2 separate regions of the Homo sapiens genome follow, and region 1 is linked to region 2. A link is an interaction called in ENCODE POLR2A ChIA-PET data of the cell type or tissue named here. Cell type or tissue: Panc1. All regions are shown on one strand. Links, peaks and the distances in the headings refer to the core of each region. The heading gives the core; the rest is flanking DNA.

What was found. ChIA-PET counts read pairs that join two places held together with the same protein. Peaks named below come from ENCODE experiments on the same cell type or tissue, not always from the same donor. Only the 100,000 strongest peaks of a DNase experiment are listed, where the experiment ranks them.
Region 1: POLR2A ChIA-PET joins it to region 2 with 10 read pairs; 3 of 35 experiments call an interaction of 5 or more read pairs at or near these places.

Annotation. Positions count from the first base shown.
Region 1 is chr11:10,470,206-10,475,583 of GRCh38, reverse strand. The region is part of intron 2 of AMPD3 (adenosine monophosphate deaminase 3); the gene reads right to left. Among named protein-coding and RNA genes, the nearest start is that of AMPD3, 18 kb to the right of the region's middle. In Panc1, for the core only: no CTCF peak of the experiment used is centred there; no DNase peak of the experiment used is centred there.
Region 2 is chr11:10,789,840-10,795,217 of GRCh38, reverse strand. No RefSeq gene overlaps it. Among named protein-coding and RNA genes, the nearest start is that of SNORD97, 9.1 kb to the left of the region's middle. RefSeq lists a silencer at 2,461-2,600 and enhancers at 2,261-2,810, 2,811-3,360. In Panc1, for the core only: CTCF peaks have their summits at 2,300 and 2,582 (motif pointing left); a DNase peak (open chromatin) is centred at 2,547; H3K4me3 peaks cover 572 bases; H3K27ac peaks cover 916 bases.

The sequences.
Region 1 (5,378 bases), core at 290-5,289, 320 kb after region 2:
CACTGCATCTGGAGATTAAGGAGGGACATCTGCAGGGGCCGTTTTAGAAATTCTACCTCCCCTAGGCCCATATCTAGCATCCATTCTATACAACCGAGGCCCAGCCAGTAAAGGTAGAGGGTTGGAGCTGAGTGAGTGGGCGTGTGGGCGTAAGTGTCAGAGGGTGTGCGACATGGTTTGCATCCATGTCTCTGCCCAAATCTCATGTCAAATGTTAATCCCCGGTGTTGGAGGTAGGGGCTGGTGGGAGGTGATTGGATCATGGGGGTGGATCCTTCATGAATGGTCTAGCACCATCTCCTTGGTGCTGTTCTAGTGAGAGTTTTCATGGAGATCTGGGCATTTAAAAGTGTGTAGCACCTTCCCCTACCCACTCTCGCTGCCTCTTGCTCCTGCTCCCACCATGTAAGACGCCTGCTCCTGCTTTGCCTTCACCATGAGTCAAAGTTCCCTGAGGCTTCCTCAGAAGCAGATGCTGCCATGCTTCCTGTACAGCCTGCAGAACTATGAGCCAATTATACCTCATTATTTTATAAATTACCAGTCTCAGGTATTTCTTTATAGCAGTGCAAACTAATACAGTGAGTGAGTGTGTCTATGAGTGTGTGTATGAACAAAACTGATCTGGTGCCCCTGTTAGAAAGCACTTCCTTCTGATGGGCCAAGGTCTGTCTGTCCACTATCTCACCTGCTGCACCTTGCACTAGCCCCTGGGGCGCCAGCATTTGCTGGGCTACAGCTGGCACACCCCCTCCTTCCCCCACCCACACTTGCACCTGGCAGAAGCACACTCCTGCCAAGGAGCCAGCAGAGTGTGGGGCTGTGAGGACACCAGCTCCAGGCCAAGCCTGAGGGCTCAAAGGGCCAGGAGCAGTTTTGTCATCCCTGAAATAGATTTATCCTCTTGACGCACAAGGACATTCTTGCTAACCAGGCCCACAAGACAAAGAGTTGATCAGGTCACCTGGGCTGTTGTTACAGCATCTTACCTCCCAGCACCTGTCTGGTGCTCCACCTGCTCTATGGCCCTTGGTTGCCCCTGACAGTCACTAAGTCCCCTCCCTTACTCTGCTCCACTCCCCAGCCCTCCTCCGCTCTGGGGAATCAGGCTCCCAGGGCCTTCCCTATATAGCACTCAAATGCTAAAGTGAGGAGCCCTTCAGGCCCACCTTGCTCTCCTAGAGAATAGCCAGCATCTTACCAGGGGCCATCTGAAGCCCACTGCCCTGTGTGGTCTGTCCAGATGACTACTAGGCAGGGAGGGGCACTGGAGCCAACCTTTCACCAGGCTCTCATATGTGTACTATGAGCTGGGGGCCACACGTGGACCCCACTTCATTCAATAAACTACTGTGTGCCAGGCCCTGGGTGTAGAGGAGTAGATAAGATATAACTCCCGCCTCCAGGGGCCGACTGTGATGGCTGAGATGAACCCAGACAGTTCCACAGATTATCATACAGTGTGGTTGGTGTAATGAGATGCCCTGGATATTTTGGGACCCCAGAGGAGACACTTAATCCAGACTAGGGGTGGGAGCAGTGGAGCAATGGGGTCAGAGGGGGGACATTTCAGAACATGGAGGCTGGTTTGAACTCCTCCCCCACGCACACTCAGCTCATTCTGGCAGCCCCTCCACATGAGAATTGTTACGCTAAAATAAAGGTTGGAATCAGAAGTCACAAACCAGCACAGAGTTTTGCAAACACTGGGAATCTGAATGCCATCAGGCGGGACAGGCATCCTCCACTTCCATAGGCTCACACTGCTGCTGCTCACGCTGCCCCTGCATTGGCTCACCTGGAATTGGGACCCCCATCTAAGGAGGGAACTAAGAGGGGCTGACACCTTCCCTGTACTTGAGACCAGAGGTCCCAGCCTATCTGGAGAAATATGCTGCACGATGGGCACTATAACAGGGGTCCCTACAGAGAGAGCAGGGGCGCACAGAGATCACTCACTCCGCATATGCAGCCAGATGACCAGCATCCTGGCCAGGTGGGTGTAACTTTGATTCTAACACTTTGCAGCCAATCAGGTGTGAAAACTCACAGCCCCACCCTCTGTCTCTCCCTGAGCTCCTCTGGAAACCTGCCCCTTCTTTCTCCATCCTCCCTTCCCCACAACCCCTCCTGGCCTACTGTAATCTCCACTCATCTCCTGCCACTCACCTTCGCTTCTCCCTTCCTCAATCCTTCCCAGCTGCCCTTCCTCCCTAAAGACCTGGAGATGAAAATGAAGTGCAATCTGTACTATCTGTTAACTTAAGTGTTACAATCTCTCTCCCTAACTTTATTTTTATTTTTACTTTTTTTTGACACAGGGTCTTGCTCTGCCGCCCAAGCTGGAATGGAGGGGTACGATCTCAGCTCACTGCAACCTCCAGCTCCTGGGTTCAAGCAATTCTCGTGCCTCAGCCTACCAAAAAGCTGGAACCATAGGCGCACACCACCATGCCCAGCTAATTTTTGTATTTTTTGTACAGACAGGGTTTTGCCATGTTGGCCAGGCTGGTCTCAAACTCCTGGCCTCAAGTGATCCACCCACCTCGGCTTCCCAATCTCCCTAACTTTTTCTTTTTCAAGACAGAGTCTCCCTCCCTCAGCCAGGCTGGAGAGCAGTGGGGTGATCTTGGCTTTCTGAAACCTTTGACTCTCAGGTTCAAGCAATTCTCCTGCCTCAGCCTCCGGAGTTGCTGGGATTACAGACATGTGCCACCACACCCAGCTAACCTTTATATTTTTAGTAAAGACAGGGTTTCTACATGTTGGCCAGGCTGGTCTCCAACTCCTGACTTCAGGTGATCCACCCGCCTCAGCCTCCCAAAGTGCTGGGATTACAGGTGTGAGCCACCGCGCCCAGCCCAATCTCTCCCTAACTTTAAAAGGGGATAGATTGACTATTTCAAATGAAGCTCCTTTGTCAATGATCCTGAATGTTTAAAAAGTTCCCCATTCTTATTTTCACAAGTTTCATAAAATGAAGTGACTTAGCAACACTTTAGCTGTGCTATGCTCAATTCATAAAGCACATATGTTTCTCAATTTCACTCAAAACATTCTAGGGAAGCGGCTGTCCTAGATAGCCAAATTTTTCAACTAATAAAATTTTTCCCTCTATATCCTAATTTTTTTCTTTTTTTAATTATACTTTAAGTTCTGGGGTACATGTAAAGAATGTGCAGGTTTGTTACATAGGTATACACATGCCATGGTGGTTTGCTGCACCCATCAACCTGACACCTACATTAGGTATTTCTCCGAATGCTATCCCTCCCCTAGCCCCTCACCCCCCAACAGGCCCCAGTGTGTGATGTTCTCCTCCCTGTGTCCATGTGTTCTCATTGTTCAACTCCTACTTATGAGTGAGAACATGCGATGTTTGGTTTTCTCTTCTTGTGTTAGTTTGCTGAGAATGATGGTTTCTAGCTTCATCCATGTCCCTGCAAAGGACATGAACCCATCTTTTTTATGGCTGCATAGTATTCCATGGTGTATATGTGCCATATTTTCTTTATCCAGTCTATCATTGATGGACATTTGGGTGGGTTCCAAGTCTTTGCTATTGTGGATAGTGCTGCAATAAACATACGTGTGCATGTGTCTTTATAGAATGATTTATAATCCTTTGGGTATATACCCAGTAATGGGATTGCTGGGTCAAATGGTATTTCTAGTTCTAGATTCTTGAGGAATAGCCACACTGTCTTCCACAATGGTTGAACTAATTTACACTCCCACCAACAGTGTAAAAGCATTCCTATTTCTCCACATCCTCTCCAGCATCTGTTGTTTCCTGACTTTTTAATGATCGCCATTCTAACTGGCGTGAGATGGTATCTCATTGTGGTTTTCATTTGCATTTCTCTAATGACCAGTGATGATGAGCATTTTTTCATATGTTTGTTGGCTGCATAAATGTCTTCTTTTGAGAAGTGTCTGTTCATATCCTTTGCCCACTTTTTGATGGGGTTGTTTTCTTGTAAATTTGTTTAAGTTCTTTGTAGATTCTGGACATTAGCCCTTTGTCAGATGGATAGATTGAAAAAATTTTCTCCTGTTCTGAAGGTTGCCTATTCACTCTGATGGTAGTTTCTTTTGCTGTGCAGAAGCTCTTTAGTTTAATTAGATCCCATTTCTCAATTTTGGCTTTTGTTGCCATGGCTTTTGATGTTTTATACATGAAGTCTTTGCCCATGCCTATGTCCTGAATGTCCTAGGTTTTCTTCTAGGGTTTTTATGGTTTAGGTCTTACATTTAAGTCTTTAATCCATCTTGAGTTAATTTTTGTATAAGGTGTAAGGAGTCCAGTTTCAGTTTTTTGCATATGGCTAGCCAGTTTTCCCAACACCATTTATTAAATAGGGAATCCTTTCCCCATTGCTTGTTTGTGCCAGGTTTGTCAAAGATCAGATGATTGTAGATGTGTGGTGTTATTTCTGAGGCCTCTGTTCTGTTCCATTGGTCTATATATCTGTTTTGGTACCAGTACCAGGCTGTTTTGTTTACTGTAGCCTTGTAGTATAGTTTGAAGTCAGGTAGCGTGATGCCTCCAGCTTTGTTCTTCTTGCTTAGAATTGTCTTGGCTATACAGGCTCTTTTTTGGTTCCATATGAAATTTAAAGTAGTTTTTTTCTAATTCTGTGAAGAAAGTCAATGGTAGCTTGATGGGGATAGCACTGAACCTATAAATTACTTTGGGCAGTATGGCCATTTTCATGATATTGATTCTTCCTATCCATGAGCATGGAATGTTTTTCCATTTGTTTTTGTCCTTTCTTATTTCCTTGAGCAGTGGTTTGTAATTCTCCTTGAAGAGGTCCTTCACATCCCTTGTAAGTTGGATTCCTAGCTATTTTATTCTCCTAGTGGCAATTGTGAATGGGAGTTCACTCATGATTTGGCTGTTTGTCTGTTATTAGTATACAGGAATGCTTGTGATTTTTGCACATTGATTTTTTATCCTGAGACTTTGCTGAAGTTGCTTATCAGCTTAAGGAGATTTGGGGCTGAGATGGTGGGGTTTTCTAAATATACAATCATGTCATCCACAAACAGAGACAATTTGACTTCCTCTTTTCCTGTTTGAATAGTCTTTATTTCTTTCTCTTGCCTGATTGCCCCTGCCAGAACTTCCAATACTATGTTGAATAGGAGTGGTGAGAGAGGGCATACTTGTCTTGCGCCAGTTTTCAAAGGGAATGCTTCCAGTTTTTGCCCATTCAGTATGATATTGCCTGTGGGTTTTTCATAAATAGCTCTTTTTATTTTGAGATACGTTCCATCAATACCTAATTTATTGAGAGTTTTTAGCATGAAGGGGTGTTGAATTATATTGAAGGACTTTTCTGCATCTATTCAGATAATCATGTGGTTTTCGT
Region 2 (5,378 bases), core at 153-5,152:
TACTCATTCCTTGAAAGTGTTAACTTGTTCCCAGGACATCTTTTTCTTCTCAGTTTCCAATGGGAGATGCCTGATCTCAACACTTTTTCAGTTGTTGTCATACTCTGCATCCATTCTAGCATCAAATCATGTTGATTGCATTCCAAACATTTTAGAAATTGAAGAACTCATTTCTTCAACCACCACCCTCATTTCTTACCTAGGTACCACAGTAGCCTTAACTGGCCTCCCTGCCTAGCCCTCATCTCCATTTTGTCGTCTCAACACAGCACCACTTGGCTCAAAACCCGCCAAATGGCTTCCCACCTAGTGGGATTTTTATGTCAAAATACTTAATTTGGTCTACATCACCCCACATCTGATTTTCTTAGCCCTCTCCCCATCCTTGCCCCACAACCTGTTTCTCTGATCTAATTTCCTACTGCTGGCACTTAATCCTTCTGCTCCCACCACACTGGATTTGCTGCTCCTGGGACATGCCAAGCATCTTCTTACTTTGGAGGTTTTATGTTCCTCCTTTCTTCTGGATAACTGGATGACTGGCTTTCTCCCCCTCCTCAGGTCTTGGCTCAAATGTCACTTTTTTTTTTTTTTTTTTTTTTTTTTTTGAGACGGAGTCTCGCTTTGTTGCCCAGGCTAGAGTGCAGTGGCGCGATCTTGGCTCACTGCAAGCTCCACCTACTGGGTTCACGCCATTCTCCTGCCTCAGCCTCCTGAGTAGCTGGGACTACAGGCGCCCGCCACCATGCCCGGCTAACTTTTTGTATTTTTAGTAGACACGGGGTTTCACCGTGTTAGCCAGGATGGTCTCGATCTCCTGACCTCGTGATCCGCCCTCCTCGGCCTCCCAAAGTGCTGGAATTACAGGCGTGAGCTACCGCGCCCAGCTTCAAATGTCACTTTTATTAGTAAAGTCCTCATTGTCAATTCTGATAACCTCCTGCAGATCTTAAGGGGCAGGAAAGAAATTCATATATATATTTAAAAACTCTAAACACATCCTCATCCCTCTTTCCTTTTTGTATCTCCATGTCTCATTACATGACATACTGCATGGTTATATCTGATTCCTGCTAGAATGTGAAGAGCATGAAGTATTTGACAGTTTTTTTCACTGCTGTATTCCCAGCATCTAGAACAGTGCCCAGTGCCCGGTAAACTCAAATATTTGTTCAACCAAATCATGAATTAATAAAATTACCCTACATGGCAGGATGTGGACATAGAGGAAGGAAGTAGTGGGAAGACCTCAGACTCGAGTTGTAGATCGATCTAGGGTTAATCTCTAACACAAGCAGGGTGATCTTAGGTAAGATATTTTTTATCTGAGTCTTGATTATTTTAGAAATTATTTTAGAAAATTTAGCTTGGGCAACGTGGGGAAACCCTGTGTCTACAAAAAAAAAAAAAAAAAAGTAGAAAAATTTGCTGAGTGTGATGATGCACACCTGTAGTCTCAGCTACTCAGGAGGCTGAGGTGGGAGGATCACCTGAGCCGAGGAGGTCGAGGCTGCAGTGAGCCATGATCACGTCACTGCACTCCAGCCTGGGCAACAGAGTGAGACCCTGTCTCGAATGAATGAATGAAAATGTGGCTAACGTGCAGCTGTAGTTCCAGCTACTCTGAAGGCTGAGGTGGGAGGATTGCTTGAGCCCAAGAGTTTGAGGCTGCAGTGAACTATGATCGTGCCACTGCACTCCGGCCTGGGAGACAGAGCAAGACCCTGTCTCAAAAATTTAAAAAAAAAAAAAAAAAGAAAGAAAGAAAACAGGGTTAATACTTAAGGATTGTCATGAGAGCTAAACAAGCTAATATGTAAAAGTCACTAGGGAAAGCATCCCACATAGCAGCCCAATAGATATGAATGTCACCCTCCTTTCTAAGATTCCTCCCCAGGAGAACTGCTTCCATCTTCTGAACTAACAAGATCATTGGCTAGATATAACTAAAGGGTATAGCTCAGTCTTATTTGATCAATCAAAAGCACTTGCCAGTTGACTTTCCTCTTTCCCACTTTGTTTTTCTCCCAGCTTCTCCTCAGTCTCCTTTAAAAGCCCTCTTTTTTCACCTGGCCCCTGAATGTTGCTGTTTTGCCTCCCTCCTTCAACACTGTCACTCACTTCTGTGGATCCGATTACCAGCTATCTGCTGATGACATCTGTATCTTGAGTCCAAACCCCTTTCCAGAATGTCTAACTCGCACATCCAACCAGCCCCTGGACATATTTCTGAATGTGCCACAGCACTTCAAACTCAATATTCATCCCTAAACTTTTTGCCGCAAACCAACACTCCCTCCCTTTCTAACTCTGCAACCATAGCCTCATGCAAACCAAAAACGAATCACTTTCTCACTAGACAATTTTCCAAGCAAAGTCCTACAAGAATATGCAAGAGCCCTGGACGAGGAGACACCTGAGCACAGGGCAGAGAGTAGCGGACACAGGACATTCAAGTCCCACAGCCTGCCCTGCCCCGCCCCGCAGCCCTGCCCTTGCCCGTCCTGACCCAGGGGGAGCGCAGGAGGCTGAGCTGGACCCAGGTCCCCGACCGATCAGCAACGCTGTCCCACAGCGCCCTCTGCCGGGATGCTGGGAGACCACCCCTGGCAGGTGGGTCGGGTTGCAAGGCTCTGGCCCTTGTCCTGTACGGCCCACGCGGAGGCAAGACCGAGACCCACTGGTCACGCTCATGGAGAGGGGGAAGTGAGAATGTTGCCCTGGGCTTGGTCTCCTGTCAACGGTGCATGACACGACGATGTGACTGGTAAATGAGCAGTGACTCCTCAAGAGCTGCTCAGGTCAGCTGCACAGCATGCCGAGCCACAGAGCAGAGCGCAGGCCCCAGCTTCCCGGGTCATCAGTCTCGGAGCCTAGGCCAATCGCTGCACCTCCCCAGGCTCTATCTGACTTACCTGTGAAATTATCCTTGGTCTGCCCAGCTCTCCAGTGCGTTTCGAGGGGCCGCATCGCTAGGTATGGAACATCAGTGATGGACAGCTGTGGAACTGTTCTACAAGTCCATGCGTCTCGCAAACATGTACTGAGTACATATTTGCCAGGGGCTACTCCAGGGCCAGAGATGTAACAGTAATGAGACAGTCTTCTTCTGGAAGCAACGTTCTGGGTGATAGCAGAGAGACAGTAAATCAACAAACGTACAGTGCCAGGCAGTAAAAAGTGCTGTATGCAGGGATGCGAGTAAGGGCTAGGGAGTGGAGTGAGTGCTGCTTGAAAGAGGGGGTTCTGGGATGGCCTCAGGAGGAGGTGGCCTTTGAGCAAAGATCTAAGAGATGCCAGGGGGTGAACTCCACAGCCATCTGGAGGAACAGCATTCCTGGCAGAGGGGAGGCCAAGCTGGAGGCCCTGAGATTGGGAACGCACCTGGCCTGTCTGAGGAACAATCTGGCCAAGCAGAGGGCAAGGGGGTTTGAGGCTGAGGAGAAGGGCGCCGGCCAGTGCAGAGAACTAGTCAGACCCAGTAAGGACTTTGGCTTTTATGCTGAGTGAGATGGGCTGCCTTTGGAGGATTGCTTTTTATCATTTGTTAATATCAATCCCTCATTAAGACCAGTGCAGTGCCTGCACTGCATCCTGAGCTCTGCTAGGACATATTATGATTATTGTAGCTAATGTTTGCCGAGGAGTTAGCATATGCCAGGCTGGACCAAATGCATCAAGGTAGTCATCCCTTGTAATCATCCCAACATCCTTGAGGCAGGTGCTTCACTATCCCCCTTCACTATCCCCATGTCTGAGCCCCAAACTGAGGCTCAGAGAAGCAAAGCACCTGCCCAAGATCTTTCATGTATTTGGCAAGTAGCTATGAACGCCTTTTCTGCATTGTATTAGGCTGTTTTCACACTGCTATAAAGAAATACCTGAGACTTGGTAATTTATTAAAAAAAAAAAAGAGGTTTAATTGACTTACAGTTCCACATGTTTGGGGAGAATTCAGGAAACTTGCAATCACGGGAGAAAGTGAAGGGCAAGTAGGCGCCTTCCTCACAAGGCAACGAGAGAGAGAGTGTGAAGGAGGAACTGTCAAGCACTTATAAAACCATCAGATCTCCTTGTGAGAACTCCCTCACTATCATGAGAACAGCATGGGGGAGACCGCCCCCAAGATCGAATCACCTCCCACCAGGTCCCTCCCTTGACACATGGGGATTATGGGGATTACAATTTGAGATGACATGAGATTTGGGTGAGGACACAGAGCCACATCATATCATGCATGCTCTTTTGAAGTACTGGGCCACACATCTATTAAGTCATGGGGTGGTGATTCAAGCCCTACACTGTAACTCAGGAGCCGGTGCTCATACCAGATACACCAAAATGCATGTTGGGGTAGGGGACAGAAACTGAAGAGAGAAAGTAAAGGACCCTTTGCAGAGGCAATGAGCTCCTCATGCTTGGAAGTGTAACCAGGGCGGAATGAGTGTAGGGAGGGGCAGGTGCTTCTGAGGGTTGGGGTGTAGGACCGGAGGTGAGGAAGAATCAGCCCCCTAATCCTTCTGTCATGGGTTGAATTATGTCCCCAGCCCCCAAAGATATATGCTGATGTCCTAACTCCAGGTACCAGTGAATGTGATCTTCCTATTTGGAAATAGGGTCTTTGCAGATGTAAGCAAGTCATTAGAGGAGGCCCTAATCTGATATAATGGTGTCCTTATAATAAGAGAAGTGGCACACAGACATGCAGGGTGAGTGCCATTTGATGACAGGGGCAGAGATTGGAGTGACGTCTCTACAAGCCAAGGACTGCGAAGGTTTGCCAGCAATGCTAGCAGCTAGGAGAGAGACATGGACAGATTATCTCTAGAGCCTTCCCATGCCCTGCTGACACCTTGATTTTGGACTTCTAGTCTCCAGAACAATGAGAGAATATGTTTTTGTTGTTCAAGACACCCTGTTTGTGCTACTTCATTACGGTAGTCCTAGAAACTAATACATTGCCCCCAACCCCAGTACCATCACTTCCATCCAGGGCCACCGTGCCCTCTAGCTCTGTCCCTTCCTCTCTCCTCCCCTGAACCCACCAGCTGCTTCACAACTCAGCTAGGTACAGAAAGGTGAGGGAAGAGCTTGGACGAACCAGTAAATAAAATGAGTGAATGAATGAGCAGTGGAGCTCTATTTTGTTCTGAGAAAAATTCTTTGAAGAAAATTAGTAATCTACTTTAGTACTAAAAAATTAGAAAATAAGCCAAAAGAAAAGATATAAAGCTAAGCCTATTAAAATTTTTCATAATTTGGGGTGAGGTGACTTTTCTTTTCTTTGCTTTGCTTCTTTTTTTTTTTTTTTTTTTTTTTTTTTTTTTTAGAGTCTCCCTCTTTCTTCTAGGCTGGAGTGCAATGGCATGATCTCGGCT